Regions from separate parts of the Homo sapiens genome. Here region 1 is linked to region 2. A link is a contact called in ENCODE Hi-C data. All regions are on one chromosome and are shown on one strand. The core of a region is the stretch at or near the end of the contact, and the rest is flanking DNA. Distances in the headings are between cores, read along the strand shown.

Region 1 (6,733 bases), core at 3,361-5,860, 350 kb before region 2:
GACAAGACCAGAGGAGATACTTTATAAATACTTGTTGAAATAAGGAAGTTCAGCTGTAGTTCCAAGCACCACCCAGAAGCCATCAAGTTCCTGGGGTCACACTGTATCAGAAAACATCCCCAAGCCTTTCTGGAATGTCCCCAAGGGCCCTTCCCCACTGAGCTTCTAGGATCCTTTCAGGCCCTCCCCAGGATCCGATGTTTCTCACCTGTCACCTCTCAGAAGAGCCACCACCCTAAAGCCCTCCGGGCCGCCCTGCCCTCCTCACCTCCTCAATCCAGTCGATGAAGGCGGAGACTCGAGTGAACACCGTGGGCTTCCAGATGAAGTTGCAGCCAAAGGCAGAAACAAAGCTGGTCACACCGTGGACCTGCCAGCCACCATCCTCTGTGGGGCAGTTGAGGGGTCCTCCAGAGTCACCCTGGAACCGTCAGAGAGGAGTGGGTGGCTGAGCCATGTCTGAGGTTTACGGAACTGGTTCTGAATTCTAGGGATTTCAAGAAACTCTGACATTACTTGACACCTCTGAGCCTTAGCTCGCTCATTTTTTTATCATTTATTATTTTTATTTTTTTAGATGGAGTCTCGCTCTGCTGTCCAGGCTGGAGTGCAGTGGCGCAAGCTTGGCTCATTGCAACCTCCGTCTCCCGGCTCCCAGGTTCAAGTGATTCTCCTGCTTCAGCCTCCCAAGTAGCTGGGATTACAGGCACCTGCCACCACACCCGGCTAATTTTTGTTTATTTATTTATTTATTTTTTATTAGAGACGAAGTCTCACTCTGACGCCCAGGCTGGAGTACAGTGGCAGGATCTCAGCTCACTGCAAGCTCTGCCTCCAGGGTTCACGCCATTCTCCTGCCTCAGCCTCCCAAGTAGCTGGGACTATAGGTGCCCACTACCACGCCCGGCTAATTTTTGTATTTTTCGTAGAGACGGGGTTTCACCGTGTTAGCCAGGATGGTCTCGATCTCCTGACCACGTGATCCGCCCGCCTCAGCCTCCCGAAGTGCTGGGATTACAGGCGTGAGTCACTGCACCCAGCCATATTTAATAGAGATGGGATTTCACCATGTTGGCCAGGTTAGTCTCAAAGTCCTGACCTCAGGTGATCCACCTGCCGGGGCCTCCCAAAGGGATTATAGGTGTGAGCCACCACGCCCAGCCAGCTGACTCATTTGTGATAGGGAATAGTAGTATCTGTCCAAGAGCCTAGGGAATTACATGAGATGATGCACGATCTTAGCACGATATCCAGTAGAGAAGAAGCACTCGATAAACATAGTTCTTATTAGTGGCACCATAGTTAATTATTAATTCATACTCAATTACAATACAATGAGGGTATTTGATAGTATTTTTTTTTTTTCTGAGTCAGCGTCTCGCTCTGTCACCCAGGTTGGAGTGCAGTGGCGCGATCTCGGCTCACGGCAAGCTCCAACTCCTGGGTTCACACCATTCTCCTGCCTCAGCCTCCCGAGTAGCTGGGACTACAGGCGCCCACCACCACACCCGGCTAACTTTTTGTGTGTTTAGTAGAGACGAGGTTTCACCATGTTAGCCAGGATGATCTCGATCTCCTGACCTCGTGATCCGCCCGGCTCGGCCTCCCAAAGTGCTGGGATTACAGGCGTGAGCCACCGCGCCCAGCCTTTGTTTTTTTTTCTTAGACAAGGTCTTGGCCAGGAAAGTGGCTCACATCTGTAAACATAACACTTTGGAAGGCCAAGGCAGGAGGATTACTTGAGCCCAAGAGTTAGAGACCAGCCTGGGCAACATGGTGAGACCTCATCTCTACAAAAAATTTAAAAATTAGCTAGGCATTGTGGCACACACTTGTACTCCTGGCTGCTTGGGAGGCTGACATTGGAGGGTTGCTTGAGCCCAGGAGGGCAAGGCTACAGTGGGCTATGATGGCATTACTGCACTCCAGCCTGGGCAACAGAGCAAGATCCTGTCTCAAAAAAAAAAAAAAAAGAGACAACGTCTTGCTGTGTCGCCAGGCTTGGGTGCAGTGGCAAAAATCATAGCCACTGTGAGCTTGAACTCCCAGGCTCAAACAATCCTCCCACCTCAGCCTATCAAGTAGTTGGGACTACAGGCGAGTGCCACCATGCCTGACTAAGTAAAAAAAGTTTTTCTGTAGATGGGCATCTCACTATATTACCTAGGCTGGTCTCAAACTCCTAGCCTCAAGCAATCCTCCCACCTCAGCCTCCCAAAGCACTTGGATTATAGGCAGGAGGGACTGTGCCCAGAACAATGATGGTATTCTTAATGGTTAATTATAACTTTAGAACCACAGAATTGACCTGCGTTAGAGGTCATGGGACCAGTATCTCCTGCTGTGCTGATGCGGAAGCCTGAGGACCAGGGAGACACAGTGACTTGTCCCAAGTCATGTCAGTGTGTGAGCTGAGACTGCAACCCGGGGGTCCTGACTCCCAGGCCTGGGCTCTGTGTCTGGACTGCGCTGATTTCCTCCAAGTCCTGCCTGGCCTGGAGGCTGAATGGGGCAAGCAGGCAAGATCCTTCCTCCACCTTCCAGGCAGTTGGCCCCATTCCAAGGTCCTGCACACCCAGCACCACCTCGGGCAGGTAAGAGCTGACTCACGTTGCAGCCGGAGCGGATGTACCCTCCAGCACACACCATGGTTTTCTTCACGGTGGAACCCCACCAGTTCCACCTGGAGCAGTGCTTATAGTCCACCACGGGCAGCCGGGCCTGCTGCAGCTTGTCTGGGAGTGGCCCATTGGCTGCAAGGATAAAAAGCACCGAGTCAGGGGTCTGGGGGCACACCGCTAGGTGCCCCAGAGGAAGGGGGCATTCAAGGCCCACAGTTCTTCTGCCCTGATGAGGACTCTCCTCCCACCCGCTAAATGGTCCTGCATGCTTTGTGCACCATTACATCCCTAGCACGTGGCACACAGAAGATACCAAAACATGTGCAATTGACCACATTCGTGTTTTGGAGGTTGATGGAAGAAGGCTGCAGCTGGAGAGAAATGGGAGAAAAGTACAAGGTCCGGTCTTGGTGTTACCTTCAACCTGCAGCCCCCAGGCCCTGTCTTTCTGCCACTGTCTCTGTGGCCAGCTAGAGAAGTCAGCACGTACTATAGAGACGGCCCCAGCCGGTGATGTAGCAGGGTGTCTTGTTGGGAAGGATGTCACCAGCGGGAGGGAGTGAGGCGAGCTGGACGGCATCTCCCAGCTGGGCGCTGCGTGAGAGCTTGATGAGGGCGATGTCATTGCTGGGGAGGAGGGAACAGTCACGGGGCCTGGTCCTCCAGCCGGCCCAAGTCCTACCTTCTAGCCGTTGCTCCAGGCTATTCCACCTCTGAGATGCCCCAACTTCTTTACCCTCCAAATCCACTCTTTCATCATCATTATTATTATTATTATTATTATTATTGAGACAGAGTCTCGGTCTGTTGCCCAGGCTGGAGTGCAGTGTCACAATCATAGCTCACTGCAGCCTCCTGGGCCAAGGGATCCTCCTGCTTTCACCTCCTGAAGTGCTGGAATTACAGGCATGAGCCACTATACCTGGCCCAAATCGTTCTTAAGGCTGAGGAATTTTATTTATTCATTTATTTATTTTTGAGTCAGAGTCTCGCTCTGTTGCCCAGGCTGGAGTGCAGTGGCATGATCTTGGCTCACTGCAGCCTCCGCCTCCCGAGTTCAAGTGATTCTCCTGCCTCAGCCTTTCCAGTAGCTGGGATTACAGGCTCATGCCACCACGCCTGGCTAATATTTGTTAAGATTTTTTCATACACTTGAAAGGCATAAGATTGTCTCCTTGGCCTTCACACCACCCAGGAAGCCCAACTTCATGGTCACCTTTTGACAAATGGCAAAACTAAGGCCCAGAGAAGGCCAGTGACTTGCTCAGGCCATACACAGAGTTAATGCCAGAGCCTGACTCTCAGCCCAGTGCTCCTCCTTTTGCCCATAGTGCTGGGAGCCCAGGATGCACTGGGTGAGCCATCTATTGAATGGAGAAACCCTCGGATATGGGGGAAGGATGCCAGAGGAACCCTGAGCTCTGAAGCCACTAGCCAAGTGGCCTTGGCAGAGTTCCTGCCCCTCCCTGAACACTGCCATCCCCTCTGTAGGGAGACAGGTTTGGTGGTGATGGTCCTTAAAGGCTCTGCTGGCTTCAATCCTCAGTGTGTGGGACCTGGGCACAGGCTGCTGGACTCAGCTCCCCTGTCCCTATGTCCCTATGTCCCTACGTCCCTACTCAGAGTTGGAGCCTACTCAGACTTGGCTGTGGGTCATGGAGGGACAAGTAGAGGAGCCCCTGGGTTCCAGACCGGAGCATTCACTCACCCACAGGCCACACACGAGCGGTTCCAGAGTGGATGCACAAACAGCTCCTCAGAGTTGATGGGGATCACCTGCTCGGGGCCCTCCTTCACAGCAAGGTTGTACTCACCCAACACCACCTGGTAGGTCAGATCCCTCCTGCAGGCAGAGGTGAGGTCAGTCGGGGCCTGACTGGCTCACCTCCCTCCTTCCCCATCATCACCCACTCTCCCCCGCTGCCCAGGGCCACAGGCAGGGACAGGGTAGAGAACTCACGAGATGCAGTGGCCGGCAGTCACAACCCAATCGGGGGCGATGAGGCTACCGCCACACGTGTGGTAGAAGCTTCCACTTTTCTCATACTGCAGGGAAACCTGGTGGCCCAGGAGGAAAGGGCCTCAGTGGGCTGGGCCCCACCATGAGAGTTGCCACCAATGGCTGTATAGGTTGTGCACTGTGCAACTCTAGAGGGCGCCATTCACATGGAAAACGAGAGCACCCACTGAAATATGCAGCATACAACCTGCGACCTGGGCAGCTGCCCGTGGTGGCCCTATCACTTTTCCATGGGGGTCACATTCTGATTCTCCAAAGCCTCCCCACACCAGCACTATGACCTCCCTGGGGACCCCAACATTCTCTACCTTCTGTCTCTTAACAGCCCTTGAAGGCCCTCTGTTCTATCACGCACCCCTCGCCCTGTGAGTTTTTTTTTTTTTTGAGATGGAGTTTTGCTCTTGTTCCCCAGGCTGGAGTGCAATGGTGGCAATCTCAGCTCATTTCAACCTCCGCCTCCCGGGTTCAAGCGATTCTCCTGTCTCAGCCTCCACAGTAACCGGGATTACAGGCACCTGCCGTCGTGCCTGGCTAATTTTGTATTTTTAGTAGACACGGAGTTTCACCATGTTGGCCAGGCTGGTCTCGAGCTCCTCACCTCAGGTGATCTGCCCACCTCGGCCTCCCGAAGTGCTGGGATTACAGGCGTGAGCCACCGCGCCCAGCCCCCCTGACTCTTTTGAACCTCAGCTCTTTCAAGGCCTCTTGAGCCTTCTGAAGCACAGCTCACCCTGATGAGTTCTTTGCCTCTCTTCCCATTTCCTACACATTCTGATTTTCAAAAGCTCCATCTAGACCAGGGTTAGCAAACTGTGGACAGTGGGGCACATCAGGCTTCTGGTCTGTTTTTGTAATAAAGATGTCCTGGAAATAGTCACATTCATTTCTGTATTGTTTGTGTCTGCTTTCATGCTACCATGGCACAGTCAAGTCATTACTATCCAAACCATCAAATAACCTAAAATATTCACTCTCTGGCCATTTACAGAATAAGCCTGCTGACCCTCTCCGATAAAACTTCCCATAATCATGGGAATGTTCTATATCTTTGCTGTCCAATATGGTAGCCACTAGCCACATGTGACTATTGAACATTTGAAATGTGGCAAGCAGGCCAAGCATGGTGGCTTACGCCTATAATCCCAGCACTGTGGGAGGTCAAGACAGGAGGATCACTGGAGCTCAGAAGTTCGAGGCAAGCCTGGGCAACATAGTGAGACCCCATCTCTACAACAATGTATAAAAATTAGCTGGGCATGGTGGCGCATGCCTGTAGTCCTAGCTACACAGGAGGCTGAGGTGGGATTATTGCTTGGACCTAGGAGGTCAAGGCTGCAGTAAGCTGAGATCACACCACTGCACTCCAGCCTGGGCAACACAGCAAGACCCTGTCTCAAAAAAAAAAAAAACAAAGAAAAGAAAAGAAAAGAAAAAAGCACTGAGGAAATGAATTGTTAACATTTTTAATGTAAGTAAATTTCAGCTGGGTGCAGTGACTCACACCTGTAATCCCAGCACTTTGAGAGGCCGAGGCAGGTGGATCACCTGAGGTCAGAAGCTCCAGACTGGCCTGGCCAACACAGTGAAACCCTGTCTCTACTAAAAATACAAAATTAGCCGGGCTTGGTGGCGCGTGCCTGTAATCCCAGCTACTTGGGAGGTGAGGTAGGAGAATTGCTTGAACCCGGGTGGCAGAGTTTGCAGTGAGCCAAGATTGTGCCATTGCACTTCAGCCTGGGCAACAAGAGTGAAACTCTGTCTCAATAATAATAGTAATAATAATTTAATTTAATTTTTTTTTTTGAGACAGAGTCTCACTCTGTTGCCCGGGGCTGGAGTGCAGTGGTGCAATCTTGTCTCACTGCAACCTCCAACTCCCAGGTTCAAGGGATTCTCCTGCCTCAGCCTCCTGAGTAGCTGGGATTACAGGCGTGAGCCACCGCACCTGGCCTAATTTAATTAAATTTAAATAGCCACAGCACATCAAGTCCAGCCTTCTGAGCTTCCCTCCACTGGCCTTACAAGATCCCTCACTCCCTTATTGCTTTCAGACCTCAAAGCCCTGTAGTATCATCCTAGGAATCTAGAAATG
Region 2 (6,493 bases), core at 1,718-4,217:
GAGGCAAGGAGATGGACCTAGGGGCACACAGTTGACCTTGGTACAGGTCTCTTCCTTCTGAGACCCAGCACCTGTGTGACGTGGCTCTGGGGCTGCACCCTGCATTGGAGTGGGGCTGGTCCTGAGAGGTCTGTATGGGGCCAGGGCAAGTATCAGATGAGGTTCTGAGATTCCCAGTGATGCCTGCCTCCTCCCTGTCACGGGAACACCACGCCCTTCAGTGGCGTGGTCTGGAAGAGACAGACTGGTGGGCAGAGCTGTTTCCAAGAGACTTCTCTGCCCACCATGCACATGGGGGCTATGCTGCCCCAGAAAATCAGATTGAGAAGGGCCCTTGGAGGGGCCTCATTATTCAGAGAAGAAAACTGGGGAGCTGCCCACAGTCACATTGTGAGCCATTGGTGGCACTAGGCTTAGAACACAGATTTCCTGGCTCAGCTCACAGCTGTCCTTGCACGTGTCCAGTAATAGTACTAAAGACAGTCTCCATTTATTGTGTGCCTACTATGTGCCAGGGGTGAGCAGTTTACACTGAATCCTAAGAACAATCCTATGCGGTAAGTACTTTTATTATCATTGCCATCCTCTTTTACAGATGAAGAAGCTGAGGCTTTGAGAGGTTATGAAAATGGACCAAAGTCACAAGCCAGGAAGTGGCAGAGCAGGAATTTAAGCACAGGTCCATGTGATTCCAAACCCATACTGATGCCAGGCCTTATGTATATTATGATAGGACTAAAGTTGACTTTCTGTTTCTTTATGTTCATAGTCAACGTAGGCCATCATTCATTCATTGAACATTTATGGAGTGCTCACTAAAACAAGGAGACTATAGAGCTGATCAGGGTTGAGGGTCAGAGATTAGGTCATGAGGCAGGGAGTCTCAGACACTGCTAAGCTCTCTGCCTCCACCAAGAATGGCTGCGTCTCCCTCCTTTTTTTTTTTTTTTGGAGACAGAGTCTTGCTCTGTTGCCCAGACTGGAGTGCAGTGGTGCGATCTCAGCTCAGTGCAACCTCGGCCTCCTGGATTCAAGCGATTCTTGTGCCTCAGCCTGCTGAGTAGCCAGGACTACAGGCATGCACCACTACGCCCAGCTAATTTTTGTATTTTTACTAGAGATGGGGTTTTGCCATATTGGCCAGGCTGTTCTCGAACTCCTGACCTCAGGCGATCCACCTGCCTCAGTCTCTCAAAGTGCTGGGATTATTACAAGCATGAGCCACCGCGCCCCAGCCATCTCCCTCCTCCTCCTGTCCCCAGCTCAGCCCAACTACATTTGCAGCCTCTTCCTCTGCTTCTCCTGCCCACCTGATTTACCCCTGGGGTAAATGAAGGCATGACTCAGCTAGGGCTCCTGGGCTTTGTGTATCCCAAAGAAGACCCTACTGGCAACAGTGTTAACAGCCACCACCGTGCAAGCCGTTCGTGAGCACAAGGCACCATGCTAAGGTGTCTGTGTGCATCACCTTGTTTAACACGCCATCACTCTGTGAGCTAAGAGCTAGTATCATCTCCATTTTCCAGATTGGAAACTAAGGCTGACGGTCACAGCTCAAGACTGAGTCGGGGCTGGGTGCAGTGGCTCTTGCCTGTAATCCTGGCACTTTGGGAGGCTGAGGCGGGAGGACCACTTGAGGTTGGGAGTTGAAGACCAGCCTGGCCAAAATGGTGAAACCCCATCTCTACTAAAAATACAAAAATCAGCCGGGCATGGTGGCGGGTGCCTGTAGTCCCGGCTACTCAGGAGGCTGAAGCGAGAGAATCGCTTGAACCCTGGAGGCAGAGGTTGCAGTGAGCCAAGATCGTGCCATTGCACTCCAGCCTGGGTGACAGAGCGAGACTGTCTCAATAAATATATATAGCTGAGTTGGAACCCACTCTGTCCAGCCCTCTTGAGCCTGTGCCCTTCCTCACTGGCTCACACTGCCCTGCTCTGTATCCAGGCTGTGTAGTTATGCATTTAGAGCCCTGGTTCCTGGAAGGCAGGGCTTCAGCCAAGCAACGGGTTATTAAGCACCTACTGTGTGTCTTGGGGAGGTGCTTTGTGAGGCTAAAGCTTGTGAGGATGGGGAGATTGGGTTCCTCTGTGAGAGATCTTGAGGCTCCATGCCCGCATCCTATCCCAGAAGGCATTCAAGCCCGAGGATACCAGGACAGAGCAGCCAGGGCAGGGCAGTGTGTACTGTTGGAAGGACTTTTTCCCTGGCAGGAGCGTCCCTCACAGTGACTCAGAGCAGTGTGAAGACCTCAGAGAGGTTTTGTAGCCATATCTGCATCCACTGATCCTTAGGCAAGCCACTCAGCCTCTGGGACCTTGGCTTCCTGATCTGTGAAATGGGGAAGATGATTGTACCTAATTTACAGGGTGGGTTTAAGGACTGGATGAAAGCACTTGGCACAGGGCCTCGGGAACTAGAAGGGGCTGTGCCACTGAGCTGCAGCGCACGGGTGATAGGGACTGAGGTCCCGAAGAGCTCGGAAGAGCTGGATCTGCTCTGTTTGCACACCTCAATTTCCCCCGTCAGCCATGGCAGACATGTAACTCTTGCAGGATCAGCCTCACGGGGCTGTTGTCAGGATCACAGAGATCCCGGAACGCGTAGGTGCGGCCCCGTGATCTGCGCACCGAGAGAACGGGTCCCGCGGGAGGGGGCGGCGAGAGCACAGTGGGCGGGCGCAGGTGCGCCCTTGTGAGCTGGGAGACGTGCGGCGGCGCCTGGCGCCGGGGAGAGGGCGAGGACGGGCGCTGGGGCCGCCTCCATGTAAGGGAGGGGTGAGGAAGTGCGGGGGGTGGCGAGCGCGCGGCCGGTGACTGGGGGCGCTGTCCCGGCGGCTCCGGGTCCCCACCCTTCTCTGAGATGCTCCCGGGGCGCTGTCCCTGGTCCTGGAGCCCGGGCGGCCGTCGCCTGCAGTTCTTATGACGGCCAATTGGTGGCGCCCGAGACCGCGGCGGACTCCCGGACCCATTAGAGAACACGTTTTAAAAAGCGTTCTTCGGCCGGGCACTGTGGTTCACGCCTGTTATCCCAACACTTTGGGAGGCTAAGGCGGGCGCATCACCTGAGGTCGGGAGTTCGAGGCCAGCCTGACCAACATGGAAAAACCCCGACTCTACTAAAAATACAAAAATTAGCTGGGCCTGATGGTGCATGCCTGTAATCCCAGCTACTGAGGTGGAGGTTGCGGTGAGCCGAGATCGCGCCATTGCACTCCAGCCTGGGCGACAAGGGCAAAACTCCGTCTCAAAAAAAAAAAAAAAGCGTTCTTCATTTTCCTGTCATGATATTCCTAGGAAATAAGCCTGCCTACACACCTGACTTCAAAAACCAACTATATACTGGCATAAGAGATGAAAAAGGCCCTCCACCTCCCTACATGAATGCTGTGGCATGACCACACCACAAGAGCCAAAGAAGTAACCAGCCTTGGGCACCTATTTATTAAAAATATACCCTTAGATTTAAAAAAATTAAAATTATCGTAATAGAGATGGAGTCTTGCTTTGTTACCAGGCCGGTCTCGAACTTCTGGGCTTAAGCAGTCCTCTCACCTCAGCCTCTCAAGGTGCTGGGATTACAGGTGTGAACCACCTTGCCCAGCCTACCCTTAGATTTTTTGTTTTTGTTTTTGTTTTTTGAGACAGAGTCTCAAAAACTCCAGGCTAGAGTGTAGTGCTGTGATCTTAGCTCACTGCAACCTCCGCCTCCTGGGTTCATGCAATTCTCCTGTCTCAGCCTCCTGAGTAGCTGAGACTACAGGCGCATGCCACCACACCTGGCTAATTTTTGTATTTTTAGTAGAGACAAGGTTTCACCATATTGGTCAGGCTGGTCTCGAACTCCTGGCCTCAGGTGATCTACCCGCCTCAGCCTCCCAAAGTGCTGGGATTACAGATGTGAGCCACTGAGCCCGGCCTACCCTTAGATTTAAGAGCAGAAAGTCATGTCGCTGTACCTGACCTCTAGTTCAGAATGACTTCAGTAGCTGCACCTTTGAAAAATGTATTATGGATTAAAGCCACACCAAAAAATATTCATTTGTAAACCAGAGTTAGGTTCTAGGATGGGTTACCCGGGCTTTTTACCCACTTGAATATCTAGGAGGATATCTGATGAACAACAAATCTCCTGAAGTGGGACTCTCACCAGCGTAGCTTTCCTGTCCCCCACCCACTGAATGACAGTGGCGACCCCGTCATTTCTGAGGACTGAAACCACCCTGGCGCCCTCTGGGGGGCAGAGCCACCCTTGTTGAGAGCCACTGCCTCAATGAGGGCCTTGTCGGGGTGGAGAGGGGCTCTCAGAGTCCCAGACTGGTTGGCCTCCTGGGAGGGTGGTATCATAAGGAACTGTTGGGAAACTCTCTCCCCCCATTATAGATGAACCAGCAGAGGCCAGAAGTGGGAAGGCACTTGTGATGAGAAATGGTGGGTTGCCAGCAGAGCTGGGGCCACAGGCAGGTCTCCCCAGGTCAGGACTCCGCCAGCCCAGCTTCCTGAGGGGAGCTCTGGGCCTCAAGCAGTCTCCCAGCTTTGTCCAACTGCCCCGAAAATGGGCTGGGAGGGCCACGCCCATAGCAGTGGAGGTAGGAGATGGGGGCTGGCCGGCTAGACACCAGCCTGTAATACATGAGAGGTGTCTTGGCCTCCACTCTGCAATCCTGGAGATGCAGCAATTGCACTCTTCTCTGACCCCCAAAGAGCCATTCTGTCTCCTACCTTTATTTCTTCCCAGTAGTTAGCTGGATGCTCCATGCGTGTTTGTGAGGTGTGTACACATCTGTCTGTGTATATTGTATGAACATAAATAATGTGATTTGAGTAAGGATGTGTGGGCCTGAGATTCCTGTGCCTGTATGTGCTGTCATCAGTGTGTATTTACATGCATGTACTAACGCAGCCGGAGTCAGTAGGTGCATGTGCACTGATGGGGGACCTAAGGGTGGGAGCTGGAGTTGACCTTTGCATGTGCACGTACTTGTGGGTTTGCAGCATGGGGGCTGATGTTCATGTGAGCCTGTCTGCATGCATTTGATCTTGATGTGATCTCTACAGGCATGAGTTAGATGACTCTTTGCATGTGCGTGGCACGGTACTAGGCCAAGTGCATGTGTGACCTGGGAAAGTTTGTGTGCAGTTGTGCACACAGGTCTACCAGAGACCTTGTCTGTCTTGTTCAGACTCTATCGCCAGTGTCTGAATAGTGTCAGCCACACAGTGGGTGCTCAATACAGTGTCAGCCACACAGTGGGTGCTCAATACTGAATGAATGGGGGAAGGAATGAAAGACCGTACACCTGGGTGCTGCCTCCAGAAGGGCTTTGCTTCCAGGGCCTTTCAAGCCACATGATCTGCATGGAGATGAGAAACACATCCTCAGGGGTAGGGCCTGAGTGGGGGCAGGTATTCTGGCCAGGCCAGATTTTCCTGGTCCCTGATGGGGTCCCTTTAAGTAGGCAGGGGTTTCAGAAACCCATTGAATAGAGCAGGAGTCTCAGAGCCAGGGCAGAGGCTGGCTCAGTAACCTCACTGGCCAGCTGCCTAGGGAAGGGCTGTGAGCCAAGTCACACCCACTCTTCCCTCCCTTCCCAGGGGCTGGGGAACCCCCAGGAGACTCTTTTTCCAGAAGCTTCCTGGGATTGGGTTGGTGTGGCTTGGCTAGAAAGGCCACAGGCAAAGTAAGGATAATGATACTTTCAGAGCTAGCAGAATTCTCTCAAGGCAAATGTATCTTTCCGTTGTTAGGTCTTTTTTTTTTTTTTTTTTTTTTTTTTTTTTTTTTTTTAGATGGAGTCTTGCTATGTCACCCAGGCTGCAGTGCAGTGGTGTGATCTTTGGTCACTGCAACTTCTGCCTCCTGGGTTCAAGCGATTCTCCTGCCTCAGCCTCCTGAGTAGCTGGGTGCCACCACGCCCAGCTAATTTTTGTATTTTTAATAGAGACGGGGTTTCACCATGTTGATCAGGCTGATCTCGAACTCCTGACCTCATGATTCACCTGCCTCAGCCTCCCAAAATGCTGGGATCACAGGCGTGAGCCACCGCGCCCAGCCCACTGTTAGGTCTTTAACCCAGCAAAGTGAGAATAGGGGTTTAACATATGAGCAAACTGAGGCCCAGCGAGGAAAACTGATTAATGCAAAGCCACACAAGAGGCTGCCTGGGCCAGGGCAGGAAGCCCAGACGCCTCCTCTCCTGCCCAAGAGGCCTGGGGCAGATATCCTGAATGAGTATGACTCGGGGAGGGGAGGAGGCTATTGGAGGCCCTGGCAAGTGTTGGCTCCACCAGCCCCACCTAGAGCCCAGACCTGAGATCTTCCCAGGGTTTGCTCCTCCCTCTCCCCTTCCATCTCCCTGGAAAGGGGGAGCTGGAGGTAGGTAGGTGGAACACCCAGAGTTCAACAAGAGGTGAACTTGGAAAGGCAGCTCTGCAACCCTCCACCCGGTGCTCTTCTCTCTTCCTCTACAGTCTGGCAGCTGTTTGAACAACTTGG

What was found. Hi-C counts contacts between places; a loop is a spot of excess contacts on that map. Pooled maps may share reads with other maps.
Region 1: a pooled map shows a loop between it and region 2 (2.2-fold over the local background). The contact joins two enhancer-like sites. A Hi-C loop is called at or near these places in 2 of 50 pooled maps.

The regions. Positions count from the first base shown.
Region 1 is chr1:22,003,393-22,010,125 of GRCh38, reverse strand. CELA3A (chymotrypsin like elastase 3A) reads right to left here. Exons shown (of 8, transcript NM_005747.5): 3 at 4,582-4,679; 4 at 4,330-4,464; 5 at 3,112-3,248; 6 at 2,611-2,753; 7 at 269-421. Among named protein-coding and RNA genes, the nearest start is that of CELA3A, 5.1 kb to the right of the region's middle. Within about 2 kb of position 4,610, at least 2 of the 41 ENCODE cell types and tissues checked have a DNase peak (open chromatin) inside an H3K27ac peak, as active enhancers do.
Region 2 is chr1:21,655,710-21,662,202 of GRCh38, reverse strand. The region is part of intron 1 of RAP1GAP (RAP1 GTPase activating protein); the gene reads left to right. Among named protein-coding and RNA genes, the nearest start is that of RAP1GAP, 10 kb to the left of the region's middle. RefSeq lists silencers at 2,568-2,617, 2,688-2,847. Within about 2 kb of position 2,967, at least 2 of the 41 ENCODE cell types and tissues checked have a DNase peak (open chromatin) inside an H3K27ac peak, as active enhancers do.